2 separate regions of the Mus musculus genome follow, and region 1 is linked to region 2. Evidence: chromatin loops called from intact Hi-C (ENCODE). Cell type or tissue: left cerebral cortex. All regions are shown on one strand. Links, peaks and the distances in the headings refer to the core of each region. The heading gives the core; the rest is flanking DNA.

Region 1 (5,374 bases), core at 256-5,255, 61 kb before region 2:
GTTCTTAGTGACAGGGTCTTGCCATACAGCTCAGGATAGACTCAAATCCCCTTTAAAATTATTTTTCACTTTATTTGTATGAGTGCTTTGCCTACAAGGATGTATGTGTACCATATGTGTGTGTGGTGTCAGAAAGTGACCTTGGATTCCCAAGAACTGGAGTTATAGATGATCGTTAGTGCCATGAAGATGCTGGGAATGAAGCCTGGGTCTTTCTCAAGTGCTCTTAACCACTGAGCCATCTCTCCAGTTTTACAGCCTCAAAAGTCTTAATCCTCTTGCCTCAGAACTCCTGGTGAAGGGCTAACAGGTGGTAGGTCACGAGATCTGTCTTCTCACTGTCTGTATCTAAGAATGAAATGAAGGCATTAGCTGTCCTATGGAGTTGCTGTGACTCTGGTATTTGGATGGTATATTGTCATTTCCTACAGATATCTACTTCCCAGGCTTTAAGGTTGCACATCACTTGACACTGAAACCTAAGATGAGCACCCTGGCTTCACCTCTCATTATTCCACCACCAAATGACAGCCCCCCCCCTATTTTTTAGATAGGGTTTCTCTGTGCCATCCTGGCTGTCCTGGAACTCACTCTGTAGACCAGGCTGGCCTTGAACTCAGAAATTCAGAAATCCACCTGCCTTGCCTCCCAAGTGCTGGGATTACAGGCATGCACCACCTCTGCCGGGCAGCTCTCCCTTTTGTAACTGGTCATTCTAATATGTAGGTCCCTGGTACTTAGGGCCAGCGTTCTTCTCTTTGAAACTAAGTAGCTCTATCTAAATCGCAAACTGCTGGAGTCATTGGCTTCATCTTTTGCTCTGAAAGGCATTTTCAATTGCAAATGATGTTCAGTAAACACTTGTCGAAAGAACAATTCACTTGCCTTATTTTAGTGGACTCATTATTGTAGCAGAGGCTTGGGTATTCTTAACTGTATTTTGTTGGCTTCTAGAGAACACATTGACATTGGCTGTGTTCTTGCTCTCCTATAATTGAAAAGAGCTTTTGGAACTGAGAGGTACTTCTCCAAGCTTCATCTACTACTCCCCCAAAACCGGCAGCCCCGCACAGGAACCTATCTATGCACTTTGCATCGCACAGAACACGACTTTCTCACGCCTCCATCCATCTCTCTGTTCTGTGCCATTCCGTTTGTTGGCTAAGCGCTTACCCTGGCTCCTGTGCTGTGGAACTCCTACTCGCCCTCCAGTACTCAGTTCCACATCACCTTCTTTGTTAAGTCTTTTATACAGTGGGCTGAGGAACAGAGCCAGCCTTTCTCTATCTTTTTGGCTTCCTCAGCATTCCCCCAAAGAGCTATGTGTAAGTGTTATAGCTGTGTGTGTATGTGTGTGTGTGTGTGTGTGTGTGTGTGTGTGTGTGTGCGCGCGCGCGCGCGCGCGCATGAGGGTGTGTGCAGGTGAATGCTAGTGCTATCAGAGGCCAGCGGCACTAAGTCTCCTGGAACTGGGGTTACAGACAGTTGTGAGCCATCTGGTGTGGGTGCAGGTCCTCTGGAAGAGCAGCAAGCAGTTTTTGACCTGAGAGGTCTCTCCAGCCAAGACATTACTTGTTTACTCTTCTGCTGCTTCTCTCGATTTAACCTCTTGAAGGCCAGGATCTCTGCTCGTTGTTTCATCTTCTTTACCCAGCACAGTGCTTACTTACACTGGGTATGTGGTTCACTGCGTGAACAGACTAATCAAACAATTCATCGAATACTGCAGGTTGCACGAACCAGATCCCCAAACGTTTCTAGAACTGGTCCTCTATTTGGGTTGAGCCATCCTGAGATCTCTCCCCGCTCCTCGGTGCCTCTTTGCTTTGTTTTGGTAGAAAGGACGTGATTAGAGTGTGGAAAGCGCCGTTCCTCTAGAGCAGAGCTGTAATTCACTTGCTCCGGCACGTAGAGGGTTACAACGGCCCAGGGGCGGAGCCGAGTCCGTGCCACCTGCTGCGGGCCGAGCTGACGCATGCGCGAAGCCCCCCTCTAGGCTACCTGCCGGGCGGAGCGGAGGAGGAGCGCTTGCGCTCTGGGCCTTTTCCGCCGGGGGAAGTCTCGCGGGGGCGGGGCGCGGCGGGGCGGGGCCGCGTGGGGAAGTTCTCGCGGGACCCTGGCGAGGAGCGGAAGCTAGGTTGCTCTGTTGCTTCTGCGATCGGGCGGCGGCGGCGGCGAGAGCGAGCGGGGCTGCGGCCGGGACGGCGGTCGGGGCAGCGGGCGCCGCAGTCAGGGAGCAGCAGCGAGGTTGGCGGCTGCGGGCGGCAGCGCAGGGCGGGCCGGGCCGGGTGACGGAGTGGACGGCGCGTCACGGTGAGTGCAGGGGAGCGGGCGGGAAGTGAGCGGGAGCTCCGTGGTCCCCGCGCCGCGCGGCGGCGAGCGGCTCGGGCCCGGGCTGCTCGGGGCTGCCGGGGAGGGCCGCTCGCGGGCCGGGGAAGGCTGGGACCCGAGCGCAGCGGCTGCGCAGCCGTCTCCTCGTTTCCCCTTTTGGGGCGCTTCCTTCCTGGTGCCGGTCTTCCTCCCGCTGGGGGCAGAGACCCGGCCCGCCGGGGAGGTCTGGTGTGGCGGCCGTCCGGCTGGACGCTGGGGAGCCCGGAGCAGCCGAGAGGCGCAGGCTGCTGCTCTGAGTCAGGCTGACTGAGCCCGGGAGGCGGGGGATTCGGTGCCCGCAGCTAACGTGGTGATTGATGCTCCTTTGACCTGCAAGGCCACCACGTCACCGCCTCTTGGCATCTTGCGGTGGAATTGTGTGCGGGAATCCACCGTGACTTAGAATGATTGTTACCCGGACCCGCCGACGGGTCTTTGTGAGAGTTGGGCGCTTCTCTTTTTAGAAGGACTTGAGGGGGAAAAAATACTTGTTGGGGGGTGGGGGGGAAGCAGCAGCAGCAGCGGATAGGAATGCTGGAAGGAAGGAATTTTGGGGAGAGAGCCCCGTTGGTTCCTGCAACACTCTTAGGTCGTGTGGGTTGGTAAGAAAGGGATTTTAGGCTGTGTTCAAAAGCTATAGCAGTGCAGTTTGCCGGGTAGCCGAAGCGCGTTCAACGTCATCTTTCGGTGCTGTTGACACTCAGAAAGAGGCTAGAGAAACTGGGTTTTGTTGTTGTTGTTTTTTTGTTTTGTTTTTTGTTTTTGACTTCTTCACCTCTCTTTCACTTTTCCGTTTTTGCCTTCTGTCTCCATTCTACGCTACTAGGGACACGAAAAGCATCTGTAGCGCCAGTCATTGGTCCCTCCGCCCCCTTTAAAAAAAAATCTACTTCCCCTTCTTGCTGTTCCTCCGTTATAATTTTCAAGTTTCTGCTGGTTTGGGCACTGTTCATTTTCTCCGTCGTTCTAAGATCCCCTTTTCTTTTGGAGGGAGATACCTTCCCTGTTTGCATTCCTTTTTTAACGTCCACTGTATTCATCAGGCAGCCAGGAGGGCTACTTGGGAGCCAGGGGGGCGGGGGCGGGTGGTGGTGTTGGTGGTAGGGGGCTGTTTAAGTTCTCCCCCTGGGAACTAGGAAACTCAAAGGACTGAATTCATCCCTAAGTAAGTGATAGTGACCAGTTCACAAGTGGATTTTGCCTGTTTGCTTGTGTTACTTGTATTTTGGTGTTTTTTTTTTTTCACAGATCATGGTTTGTTCGTAGTATTTTCCTTCTTGCTCCCTCCTGTTTCCCCTCACTGTTAGTAAGGGAGATTGAGTCAGTTTGGGAGCTGAAAGACTCCTTTTTAAGGTTTTAGTGAGGTTAACTATTGTTAAGTGAGAAATCACCCATGGGAGTTTGTGAAGTAAGATAGCTTGAAATAGAAGAGAACTTTGATATTTGTGAATTAAAGCCTACCTACCTACCCTAACAAATGATTTAGTCCTAATCAGGCTTTTAAAAGTGATTTTTAAGTTTTTTACATTCTTGAGTGTATTTACCTGCGCGTGCGCGCGGGCGTGTGTGTGTGTGTGTGTGTGTGTGTGTACATGCCTGGTGCCCTCAGATGCTAAAGGAGGACCAATACCCCTTGAACAGGAGTTACAGAGGGTTGTGAGCAGCCATATTCTTCTCTCTGGCCCGATAGTTGGTTTTAAGCACCGTTTGCTGTGTTACTGAGGTTTTTTCATGATTTCCACTATGTCGCGTGTGTACAGCAGCCCTTAGAGAATTATGGAGTGTTAGACTTCAGAGATGGCAAAACAGAGCTGCCACTCTCCCGACAGGCAGCACTGAGAGGTAGTTAGTTACCTGCTGATTGGCCATGGTTACTGAGATTTATTGTTTTGTGATTGTCAAAGTTGATTTTCCCCTGAGTTGTGCCAAGTCTAATGTGCATCATTTTCTTTGTTCAGACATAGTGCATTATCTGAAATGCAAATTTTAAAATTTGCTTAGTGTTTCCTCATTTTAACAGTGATTCTTAAAATTTGTATGTATAAACATAACCTGCCAATTAAAAAAAATTTTATGGGCTCTCCGGAGAGATGGCTCATTGGTTAAGAGCACTGACTGTTCTTCCAGAGGTCCTGAGTTCAGTTCCCAGCAACCATATGGTGACTCACAACCATTTGTAATGGGATCTGACACCCTCTTCTGGTCTGTCTGAAGACAGCTACAGTGTACTCATACACATATAATAAATAATTCTTTTTAAAAAATTTTATTCAATTTTTTTGAGACAAGGTCTTGATGTATTGTCCAAGTTGGTCTCAAATTATTTCTCTATTGATTTTTGAGGCAGGGTCAGTGTCTCTCTGTTTAGTCCTGGCTTTCTTAGAACTCTATCTGTAGACTAACTAGGCTGGCCTTAAACTCACAGACATTCTCCTGCCTCTGCTTTCTGTTGAAGTGTTGGGATGAAGGTGTGCGCCACCATTGGCCCTGGTTTTGCTTTGAGCCATTCTGCTTCAGCCCCACCCCAGTGCTTCTGCTGCCACTTGGGAGGGGACACTGTCACAGCTAGGTGGTGGCAGAACTCAGGCAAGATTGCAGAATGTGAACGGAAGGACTCAAAATAGCTGCAAGAAGTCCCTAAACCTGACCAGATTCACTAGGCCCTGCCTGTCAGACTAAGCAATGAGAGCTGAGTCCCTCCAGGTATGAAGGAGACTCTCAGACCAACAAAACTGCAGAGACTGTCCAAGCTGCCTGGAAGAGGCTTAGGCCAGTCACTTTGAAAAGACACTCTCCAACCTGTTGTGCTGCCTGCAGGCTGTGCAGTGAGCTCCAGGTTTCCCAGCTTCTGTGAGCTGACATGACACTCTTTCTGGGGTGGAATTTGGTTGATGCAGCTGTCTTTGAGTCATTTCTGCTCCTGAAAGCAACCCCTCACCCACATTCCTGTAACTCTCCAATAAAACTTACTGGCTCACCAAGTTGGACTTTGGTGGCTCCTAGC
Region 2 (5,374 bases), core at 65-5,064:
CTTCTCCCTGTCCGTCAAGTAAGTGTTTCCTGCTGGCCTTGCCAGAGAAGCTGCTGCCTTTGACTGGATTGTAAGGCTGTGGGGAAGATGTTAACACATCTTTTCCTGTGGAAATCCTAGTGTTTGCTCTAAGGCCTAGTTGTAGCAGATCTGAGGTTTTAGGTTTGAAGTGTCATGAACCTGGGGGAGCTGGCAGCACTCGAGGCGGCTTAGCCCCACTCCTCACCCGCCCTGCCTTCACTGCAGTTTCTGCTGCACTTACGGTGACCACGTGCGCATCTCCACTCCTGGTGTTCACCTGGACCCAACTCATGCTTCCCAGGAGCCTAGAGGGGCATTTTCTCAAAAATCCAACTAGGAATTGCGCATGATATTACATGCCTTTAATCCCATCAATTGAGAGACAAAGACGGGTGGATCTCTGTGAGTTCCAGGCCAGCCAGAGTCACACAGTGAGATGCTGACTAAAAAAAAGAATGGCTTTGCCCTGTCTGACCGATCATCCTTTCCTAGTTAATGGGTTACTACAGAAGCCCACCCCAAAATTCATCTCTTTTTATAAAATTTTTTTTAAAATATTTCCTTCATTTACATTTCAAATGCTATCTGCTTTCCTAGTTTCCTCTCCGAAAGTCCCCTATACCCTCCCGCTTCCCTGCTCCCCAATCCACCCACTCCCACTTCCTGGCCCTGTCATTCCCCTATCCTGCAGCATATAATCATCTCAAGACCAAGGGCCTCTCCTCCCATTGATAGCCAACTAGGCCATCCTCTGCTACATGCAGACACAAGACACAAGCTCTGGGGGGTACTGGTTAGTTCATACTGTTGTTCCTCCTATAGAGTTGCAGACCCCTTTAGCTCCTTAGGTACTTTCTCTAGCTCCTCCATTGGGGGCCCTGTGATGACTGTGAGCCTCCACTTCTGTATTTGCCAGGCACTGGCATAGCCTCACAAGAGACAGCTATATCAGGGTCCTGTCAACAAAGCCATCTGCTTTCCTTCCTTTGCCTGAACTACTCCAAGTAGCAGTAAAACAGCTCAGGGAGGGAGACAAGTCAGTAGGTAGGGGCTGGACCCTTGGGCAGGACTGGGCCGTGATGTAGTGAAGACAGCAGGAAGGCCAGCTATTCCTTCCATCAAAGAAAACCATCTAGGAATGGAGACCTAGGGCATCAGGTAGGGTTATAAGTTCTGGGTCAGCCTGGGCTACATGAGACCCAGGCTAATAACACAGCTCAGTGGGTAAAGGTGCTTGTCGTCCAGCCAGGTGACCTATGTTTGATTCCTAGGACCCACATAGTGGAAGGAGAGAACTGATTTCCACAGGAGTTCCCCTGACCCCTGCCCATCACACACACGCATATCTAGAGAAGTGTCCTCTTAAAGTTAAACATTTAAAGATGTTAATACGTCATCACTTTAGGAATAAAATATAAGAGGTAGCTGGCTCGGTTGGTAACTACCACGAAACAAGAGGATCTGAGTTAGGGTCCAAGGGCAGATGCTAGAGAGGGAGATCGTGTGGAGCTGTAGCCAGCTAGCCCAGCCTTACCATGGAGCTCCGGGGTCAGTGAGAGGCACTTCAGACAGCCAGTGTTGACATTGGTTTCCACACATGTGCACATACATGTGCTTTCACACCCCATGGACATGACACGTACACAAGGAAAACATGAACTACTGCCTGCCTTTAGCGAAGCATCTTCACAAGGGCTTCCATCAGCACCAGACTCTAAGATAGCACACAGTTTCGAGATCTTGGGAGTCTGGTGGGAAGATGTGGTAGAAGTGACCCTGCACTTGGGAAGCAGGTGCATCCCAGAAGGCTCTTGGGCCTTTGGAGCCTGAGCCACAGTCCTCTCAAAAGCACCTCCCTTGCTGCTCAGGGAACCGCAATGAAGTCGCTGGGTGCTTGGTTTTGCTTTCCTCCGTTTCAGTCACCACAAGCCAGCTGGAAGTTCCAGAAGTAACTCCTGGATTTTAGATAACTTTTATGATGGCATATTGTTGAAATTGTTTCAGTGAAAAATAACTTTATCAGACTATATGTGTCTATAGGGGAAAACAGTGCATCTGGAGTTTGGTATCTGGTTTCAAACTTGCCCTGGGGTTTAGAAGCACTGGAAGTCCAGTGCTGCCATCTGCTGGTTTGTCTTTAGAACCACTTTAAGAGACTACTGGAAGAGATTCAAAGGCTTGGCAGTGAACAGGAATCAGAAAGAAAAACAGTAAGAAAATTCCTCGGTAGCCGGGGCGTTGGTGGTGCACGCCTTTAATCCCAGCACTCGGGAGGCAGAGACAGGCAGATTTCTGAGTTCAAGGCCAACCTGGTCTACAGAGTGAGTTCAGCCAGGGCTACACAGAGAAACCCTGTCTCGAAAAAAACAAAAAGAAAGAAAGGAAGGAAGGAAGAAAGGAGAAAAGAAAAGAAAATTTCTCAGTGAAAAGCATAGCTTTGGCATACCTGTAACCTCAGCAATGGGAGGCTAATGCAGGGATCACCAGATCACCATGAGTTCTAGACCAGCTTACACAGTTAGTGAGCTCAAAGCCAACCTGAGCTAGTGTTTGACTATCACCCCACTTTTTGAACTGTTAAGGCAGATAAAGCTGTAGCCTCACAAGTGGGCTGTGTTAGTAGATCATAGACATCTGAGGGTTAGCCTAGTGGGTGGGCTTCCACTGTGTTACTCCTGTAACTAGTCATCAGCAATCAGGAGGGGCTTAGGGGAGGCTCCTGGGACGGTCTGCATTCTCTCCAGCTGGATACTCAGGGTGCTATGAAGCTCTTGTGACCCCAAGCTCTGAAAAGCTATGCCTGACAGAGAAGTTCCCTGGACACCTTCAGGTTTGAGGCAGCCCTGCAGAGCCCTGTGGCCGCTTCATGGTTTTTCTCCCCATCCTCAGGTTTGGAAATGATGTGCAGCACTTCAAGGTGCTCCGCGACGGAGCCGGGAAGTATTTCCTGTGGGTGGTGAAGTTTAATTCTTTGAATGAGCTGGTAGATTACCACAGATCAACATCCGTGTCCAGGAACCAGCAGATATTCTTACGGGACATAGAACAGATGCCACAGGTAAGCAAAGAGCTTTACTCACTTCCAGCAAGTGTGAAGGCCCAGGCGTGACACCACAGCGACTTCCTGTGTGCTCAGGCCGACCTCATGGCAGTGAGGCTCTGCAGTTGGCACTCAGGTGGTTGAGTCCCTGTGCAGCCAGCCTGTGAGGGATGCACTCAGTCCTCCTCACGTATGAGCAGGAGTTCTGGTTAGGACTGCCTCGTTTACAGCCCGAGTGAGGGAATGCTGAGAGTGTGTTCAAACCTGTTAAGAGGGGCTGGAGAGATGGCTCAGCGGGTAAGAGCACTGACTGTTCTTCCAAAGGTCCTGAGATCAAATCCCAGCAACCACATGGTGGCTCACAACCATCTGTAATGAGATCTGATGCCCTCTTCTGGTGTGTCTGAAGACAGCTACAGTGTACTTACATATAACAATAAATAAAATCTTTTTTTTTAAAAAAAAAAAAAAAAACCTGTTAAGAGAGCTCTGGCACACACAGCCCAAAGTGTTTGCTGCTCCCCACTAGCCAGTATTGGCTATTCTTAGTGACATGGGTATATATACCCTTGTGGGTTTTAAATGTTAATAAAGGATTCCTCTAATCCCACCTAGGACTTAGGAGTGTGTCAGAGCGGAGGGAGTGAGGTATGAGGCTTCTTTGGAAAGTGGGCGGGTTCCCACATGCTTGCCCTCCCTGGGGGAGCCAGGAGTCCAGCTTCCAAGGCCGCCTGGCAGCATGAGAAACACCGCTTCCCTGCTCTCTCTTGCAGCAGCCAACCTACGTCCAGGCGCTCTTTGACTTTGACCCCCAGGAGGATGGCGAGCTGGGCTTTCGCAGAGGAGACTTCATTCATGTCATGGATAACTCAGATCCCAATTGGTGGAAAGGGGCCTGCCACGGGCAGACCGGCATGTTTCCCCGCAATTATGTCACCCCAGTGAACCGGAACGTCTAAGAAGCAAAAGAGATTATTTAAAGAAAGTGAAAAGTTAAGACCGTTCACAAGAATTACACCCACACGCTGCCTGTCACAGCCTGTGAGGGAACGCAGAACACCTGGCTGGGTCCCACGGGTGACCCTCTCATTGGGTTGCAACTTTGGGGGGTGGGGAGGGGTGTTTGATTTCATAATGCCAAAACTTAACCTATTGAATGAATTACAGTTTTTATTACGGAATCTCGCCGCTACCCCTGTTCCCCTCCTGTGTCCTTTTTCTCGTTCTTTCTTTCCTGTCCAGTGCATGATGTTTAAGGCCACATATAGTCCAGCTGATGCCAATAATAAAAGACAAGAAACCAAGTGGGCTGGTATTTTCTCTATGCAAAATGTCTGTGGAGATGGATGGACTGAAAGAGCCGGATTCCTCACACACAGGGGCAGCCAGTGCTTCTGGGGCCCTGGTTGGGGTTCACCCGAGATGCCCAGGGGTACCGCCTCCAGCCTCAGGCCTGGAGCATTCCATCAAAGTTGGAATTAGGGGAAGGAGGCCCACTGTCCTCCCCGGTCTCCTGAGAGTCAGACTGCAGGCCCTCCCCTCTCCCACTGCTTCCCTTCAGGTGTTTTGACGTTTTTTTGTTTGTTTGTTTGTTTTTTTTAAATAGTGCCTTTGTCTTATTTCAAGGGTGTTCATAAATGGTATTTGTACCATTTTTTTTTTTAATAAGTTAAAGACAGTCCAGAGCTTTTCAGTTGATTCGTCTCCTATCCTGTGTAAATATTTTCCTCTCAGGGCAGGGGAAAGAGGACAGAGAAAGGAGCTGGTAGAAGCAGAGAGTGTATTTCCCATCTTGAATGGGCCGGAGGTCTCGAAGCCTCAGCTTTTACTTTGTGAGCTGCAACACTCGCTTCAGCTCAGACTCAGTGGACATCAGAGTCTCTGTCTCCGTGTCTCAGTTATGGTCTGCTCTCTCTATGCCTGGAGCTACTGATCCAAACACAAGACGGTCAGAGGAGCCCTGGCATCCTTCACTCTTATAGGCCTACATGCAGATGGGCTTGAAGAGAATTGGCCTTTCATTTTTCACGCTCGTATTTCCCCACCTGTCCAAGGGTGCAGATAGCAGGATTGTGGGGTCGGCCGCATCTCTCTTGGCAGTGGGTTGTGCTGCCCCTCCCCCCACCCCACCCCTCCATCCCACAAAGCCTTTCGAGGTAGGAGAGACCAAGACCAGTGCACAGCTTTTTAACTCTTGTCTTCTGTGAGTTTTCCGTCCTCTGTAGTCACGTGCCTGCACACCGTTCTCTCCACCCTGCCTCCTTCCCACAGCAGAAGCAGGGCTCCACCCAGGCCTTCCCTTGGAGTCGGTGC

What was found. A loop is a pair of places that touch in the nucleus more often than their neighbours do. Peaks named below come from ENCODE experiments on the same cell type or tissue, not always from the same donor. Only the 100,000 strongest peaks of a DNase experiment are listed, where the experiment ranks them.
Region 1: it touches region 2 in a loop (4-fold over the local background); 39 of 42 quality-filtered maps call a loop at or near these places.

Annotation. Positions count from the first base shown.
Region 1 is chr11:115,705,333-115,710,706 of GRCm38, reverse strand. Grb2 (growth factor receptor bound protein 2) reads left to right here and starts at 2,110. Exons shown (of 6, transcript NM_008163.4): 1 at 2,110-2,313. In left cerebral cortex, for the core only: no CTCF peak of the experiment used is centred there; DNase peaks (open chromatin) are centred at 1,228, 1,995, 2,638 and 3,229; H3K4me3 peaks cover 2,533 bases; H3K27ac peaks cover 1,825 bases.
Region 2 is chr11:115,644,415-115,649,788 of GRCm38, reverse strand. Grb2 (growth factor receptor bound protein 2) reads left to right here. Exons shown (of 6, transcript NM_008163.4): 4 at 1-18; 5 at 2,911-3,079; 6 at 3,835-5,374. The coding sequence ends at 4,020. Among named protein-coding and RNA genes, the nearest start is that of Slc25a19, 19 kb to the right of the region's middle. In left cerebral cortex, for the core only: CTCF peaks have their summits at 2,154 (motif pointing left), 3,265 and 3,472 (motif pointing left); a DNase peak (open chromatin) is centred at 2,164; H3K27ac peaks cover 321 bases.